Linked DNA regions of Mus musculus: region 1 is linked to region 2. Evidence: chromatin contacts called from ENCODE Hi-C or POLR2A ChIA-PET data. All regions are on one chromosome and are shown on one strand. Each heading gives the region's core, a stretch centred on a gene start or an enhancer-like site at or near the end of the contact. The rest is flanking DNA. Distances are from core to core; before and after follow the strand shown. Region 1 holds the start of Armc2 (armadillo repeat containing 2). Region 2 overlaps Sesn1 (sestrin 1).

What was found. Hi-C counts contacts between places; a loop is a spot of excess contacts on that map. ChIA-PET counts read pairs that join two places held with the same protein, here RNA polymerase II (POLR2A).
Region 1: a loop to region 2 is called in a map of T-helper 17 cell, with 2.3 times the contacts of the local background. The contact joins the promoter of Armc2 here to the enhancer-like site in region 2. A Hi-C loop is called at or near these places in 7 of 37 maps with a recorded cell type or tissue (CH12.LX, T-helper 17 cell, gastrocnemius and 2 more). POLR2A ChIA-PET finds 5 or more read pairs at or near these places in 1 of 5 experiments (Patski).

What each region holds. Positions count from the first base shown.
Region 1 is chr10:42,017,055-42,019,754 of GRCm38, reverse strand. It overlaps Armc2 (armadillo repeat containing 2), which reads left to right and starts at 1,373. Exons shown (of 18, transcript NM_001034858.3): 1 at 1,373-1,562. It overlaps 1700016J18Rik (a long non-coding RNA gene), which reads right to left and starts at 1,601. Exons shown (of 3, transcript XR_871596.3): 1 at 1,494-1,601; 2 at 843-1,147.
Region 2 is chr10:41,829,670-41,832,369 of GRCm38, reverse strand. The region is part of intron 1 of Sesn1 (sestrin 1); the gene reads right to left. Among named protein-coding and RNA genes, the nearest start is that of Sesn1, 20 kb to the right of the region's middle. Within about 2 kb of position 1,305, at least 1 of the 3 ENCODE cell types and tissues checked has a DNase peak (open chromatin) inside an H3K27ac peak, as active enhancers do; it is gastrocnemius, where a contact is called at or near this core.

The sequences.
Region 1 (2,700 bases), core at 124-2,623, 190 kb before region 2:
CTACTGCAACGTTTGGGAAGGCTCACTGTGGACCGCAAATCTGGGGTGAGAAGAAGATGTAAAGCTGAATTTCTATTGGCTATCGATATACTCATTTTTCACCCACCATCATTCAGAAAGATGTTGAGGTTGAGTTAATATCAGATTACCAGTCATTTAATAACAAAACATTTGGAGAAGTCTGACTCTCCATGAAGGGTCAGATAGACACCTGTATTTATAAACAGCCACCAAGAGACCCAAATGGACTTGTATTTTATCATATCTCACAAACTATGAGATCAAAATGCTAGTTATGCTTTCTATACAACAGGCAATGTCCTTTTGCACAGTTGAGTCTGGTGACACACAAATGGGACTTCATAGGATAGATCCTGTTCCCAGTGAAAAATAATATTTAGTTTGGGATCCTAAACTTCATCAATGATTGAGTTTTCTTTGTCTGTGATGTGGGAAATCTTGTTAAGCACTTGGAAAACCTTTACTCAGTGTTCCAGGTGTCATTTCTCATCAAAGGTATTAACTGTGCAAAATAGATACAATTTAGTTATTCTTTACAAGACCCTTGGCACCATGGAATACGGCATTTTCCCAGTGTTGACAACACTTGCTGATAATCCCTATGTTTATATACCGTAGTGTAAATTTAGAGCTTATGCCTCGCTTGTATTTCACAAGTGTTACCCAATGATCCAGTGTAGACGCAAACAGAGTTTGAATTAGAAACATATACACAGGACTCTTTTTTTTTTCTTCCCCTGTTGGGTTGTAGTGATTCAGTAAGAACACACAGCGACTAGCCATAGCAACCCAAGACTTAAATCGCTCCTTCCTGATCTCACCTTGGGTCCCTAGTTGCTCTGTTGTGAGCTCGCTCTACAAACGGTTGAGTGCTGCCCAAATGCAAGGAGTTAATGATATCCAACAGGTTAACATTCACTGCTACATTCACAGCTCTTCACATTTATTTTGCTACGGCCCACGATTCAGCTATTCACACACAGGGATAGCACTCTCTGCCTGAAGCATAAGAGATGAGATGCTAAGGAACCGTTCCAGGTGGACGTTGACGTCTATAATCAATAACCGACTCTTTCCCAAAACACTACATTGTTCCTCTGCCAGTTGTTTAACAGTCTTGGAGATCCTACGGGGAGAAACAAACATGGTTGAACATATTGCTAATGTAAAAGAAGACTCCCCTCCACCCATTCTTGCCTTTCCCCTGTGGGTATGCTCCTGCCCGCGCTCCCGCACGGGCCCTCGCCACGCCTCGACGCTGCTACGCGTGCGTGGCTAGAGGGATTGGCGCAGGCTCAGTGGCGGAGAGTGGAGCAGGGCCGCCCCGCCCCGCCCCGCCCCGCCCCGCCCCTCCTCCTGGTCCCTGCTGCCCTGCGAGAGCGGGAAGGCCGTCACACTCCGCCGGGGTCTAAGTGTCTAGCGCTTGTCACAGGTGTTTTGAGTCGAGCCCGGATTCCCCAACCAGCACCTACTCCAGCGCATCCCGCTTCGCTCTGCGGCGTCCTGGATCTGTAGGCTGACCGCTCGGCCTGCAGCGAAAGGTGGTTTGTGTACGGTTACCATGGAGATGCTAGCCAGCAGGGCAAAGGCGGTGCGCGGGAGGGCGGGAGGGCGAGGTGAGGATGCTGAGGCGCTCGGCCCTAACCTGGACCGGTGAAGGAGCGGGCTTTTCCGGGAGTGGGAGAGCAGCTGTGCGTGCGGGAGGTGAGGAGTCCCCTGCAGGTTCACCAGGGACCCCTCCTGCAGTCTCTCTTCTGTTCCCAGATAGGGTCGAGGGGTGCTGCTGCATACTCTCGGGGTCTGCACAGGAGTCAGCTTCTGTAACTGTGAGCATTTAGTCAGTTGCCTGGTATTTAACAGGAGTAACCAGTAACACTGGTTGAATGAGAGAGTGATAGACTAAGGGACTCTGTGGAGGCAGGCCACAAGAACAAACTAGGATTTTCCTAGGTAACAAATGACTCCTCAATAAAGTGTATGTGGAACAATATTAATTACACCGTATGTATACAGAATGCCCCTTACAACCCATGCCACAAGTATTACCGCAGGTTCTTCCATCCCGACATCATATTCTTTTCGTTTGGTAGAAAATAAGTCACACTATATGTATCCCATTTTTGTAAATCCCTAAGGTTTTGACTAGCAGTTTGCATAGATTTGGGATAACTGACATTCAGATAAAAACGCTGGGTTTTTTTGTTTGTTTGTTTTTATTTTGTTTTTAAATCAAGGATGGTATTCTCTAGTTGAAAATTTAAATTTATGATATGCATGAAAACATTGGACAGATAGTCTCTTTTGTGACTTCTCTTGTTGGTGAGTATTTTCATTCTAGGAAGATCTTTCTTGACCAGCCAGCACTTGGACAGTACTTCTTAGTATTGTAAGAGCTAGCTAGCATCGTGCTAAAGCATTTGGACATTTCATGCAATGCTGAAAGCTGCCCTGAGAGTTGGTCATTATCCATGCTTTTTTAACAGAAGAGAACTCGGGTATAGAGATGTCTAATGCCCTTCAAGGTCACAGAGCTGCAGATCCTCGGGGGACTTAACACTTGCTCTGACATCTAAGCACTTTTCTTGCACCTGTTTGGATGCTCATTTAATGCCAAAGTAATTCAGTCATGGAAAGAGCCCTGAGTGTTTGATTTGCTGGGGAAAGAGGGTGCACCAGCAA
Region 2 (2,700 bases), core at 56-2,555:
CAGCTCTGTCCCACATTCTGGAATCAAATCTGAAACTTTCTGCCTGTGACCTGCATGCCTGGGAGACCTGCTGCTTAGCTAAGAAAAGTTCAGCCCCATGCAATGAGCATCCTCGTCAAGAGCAGCAAGCTGGTGCTTTCTCACGAAAGTGTACTTTTGCTGGCTTAAGGCTCTCACATTTCAATTGTAAAAAGTCTTCTCTAACAGTTTCAGGAAGTAAGTGTCCTGTGCATGTGGCAGCTCAGGTGGTCTGCTGCTGTTCTGAGGCAAGGTCTCAGGTAGCCCAAGCTGGCCTTGAATTCACCTAATGGCCCAGGATGCTCTTCAACTTCTGACCTTCCTTCCTGTACCCACCCCCAAGTGTTAGGATGTTGGGCATGTACCACCACACCCAACTTCTCAATTTTTTTATGGAGGGTACTCTTTGAAAAATTGATACACTTGGGTTTTCCCCCAAAAGTACATGCAAGAATACACTGTTTTCTCTGTAACTGATGGGTCACACAACATCCTAAAAAGCCAAAATCTTCAATTTGAACCATTAAGCTGTAGCCTCTCCCAGAACAAGTCTTGGCTTTGCTTCCTGGAAAACAAGAACAAGTCTCCTTTGGTAATCAGTTTGGGGCAGTTAAGACTGCCCACTACTCTCTGCAGAGAATGTGAGGTCCATTCTCAGATCCCATGTCAGCACACTCACAACCACTATACGCATGTGCACACAGACAGACAGACAGACAGATGTGCATGTGCACACACATATATATACATAGAGCGAGAGACAGGGATGGGGGAGAGAATGTTTGCTTTACTGGTTTCATGTTCTCATCTTCCCAGAAACTACTCTCCAAGGAGCACATATGCGTTGAGCCCAACTGTGTACCTGCCCAGCTGGATGGTCTAGTCAGATCATCTACCTCTCCAGCTCACGCTCCTTGTGTTGAGTGACTGGATAAAAGCAGCGAGTGCATGCCACAGGCCCAAGAACAGCATCTGGGGGGGGGGGCGAGTTAACTAGACTATGGGCTCTGAGGTCAGCAGTCTTCTCCACCTCTCTTCCACACAGATACCTGTGCAGGTACCTGGAACAGTCTGAGACAGTAAGTGAAAGAGGAGATCAATACTATCACCAGTTAAGCTTGGATATTTAAACTTGGAATTATCTCCTTTCTCCTTTCAGACTCCCTCTAAAAGAAGACAACTGAAAACACAAATGTTCTTAAGTTGTACACACATCTTCTCTTGAGGCCTACAGCATCAAAATTGATGACAAACTAGACTTGAGTTGAGTCAGAGTGCCACCTAGTGCTCACAGCAGCTAACTGCTGAGAACTCAGGAAATGTCCTTGGTGAACAAGGAGGCAGGCGGGCACAAAAATGTAAAGTGAGTGGAAAACTGTCATTAATGGCCAGAGTCTTCAAAAGAAAGGTAACTATAAGGAAAATCAGACATCTGCAGCTTTAGACGCTAGTACATGCGCGCATACATATGTACCATACTAGAGAAAACTTACTTCCGAGTACCCTAAAGTTCTACTTCCTGCAGAATCATTCTGTGAATAGAATCTGGTGCACAGCATTCCCCTTGTATCCTTGGCTTCTCTTTCTATGGCTTTATAATCGCTAGTCATGGTCAGCCATATCCAGAATCAACAATGCGTAAATTTTAAATCACGTGCTATTCTGAGAAGTGATCTCATACCATGCTGCCAGGCCTGTGATTTACTCTTTTCCAGAGTGTGCATGCCACATGCCACATACACTACCCACTCAGTATCTTTTTAGTGGCCACCTCAGTTTTCATAACAGCTGCTGGCTCCAATGTAAGGCTCGCAGTGAAGTAGTGCATACCCAGGAGCCCATAATGTCAAAACACCCAACTTGTTCAGCTCAGGCACCTTATCACTAGTATTGTTAGCATCTTCTGAATACTCACTGGTAGTACCATCTGAAATCTCAAAAAGGGAGAGTTCTAGAAGACATTAGAAGAGAGGAAAAACACATCCATATAGCTTTAATTACAACAAGTAGTTGTTCTGTTATTGTTGTAAACTTAGGTTTACATTGTAGGTACATGCTGAGGCAGGAAGATCAAAAGTTCAAGGTCAGCCTGGGCAACTTTGCAAGACTTTGCTTCAGATTCAAATTTAAAAATTGGGAGGTGGGAATGGTGGTACTTGTAATCCCAGCATGTGGGAAGTGAAAGCAGGAGTATAAGGAGTTCAAGGTCATCGTCAGCTATGTAGTGAGCTTAAGGCAAGCCCGGGCTACATGAGGCCTTGTCACAAACAAACAAATGGAGTGCAGCTTGGTGGAACAGTCCTTGCTCAGAATTCCTTAAGTGGCTGCCTAGTACTGTACAAAGCTAGGTTTGATGGTTCATAGTTATAATTCCAGCACTTGGGAGGCTGATGCAGGAGGACTGTTGTAAGTTCAAGTTTAAGGTCAGCCTGGGCTACATAGTAACTTCTAGACCAGCCCATGTTTGTCTCAAAAATACCAATTAAAATTTATAAACAGCAAATAAATTTGAAAATGGTTTAATTTTTGAACCATTGGGATGACTATACTAAAAATGACATGAGAAAATGTTTCTTATTAAAATTAGTATTCTCTATAATTGAAGGAAGGCCCTTACTTCAACATATTATATGTAGTGGGATAAAATTTTTCAAATTTCTATCAATTATATAATAATTTCTG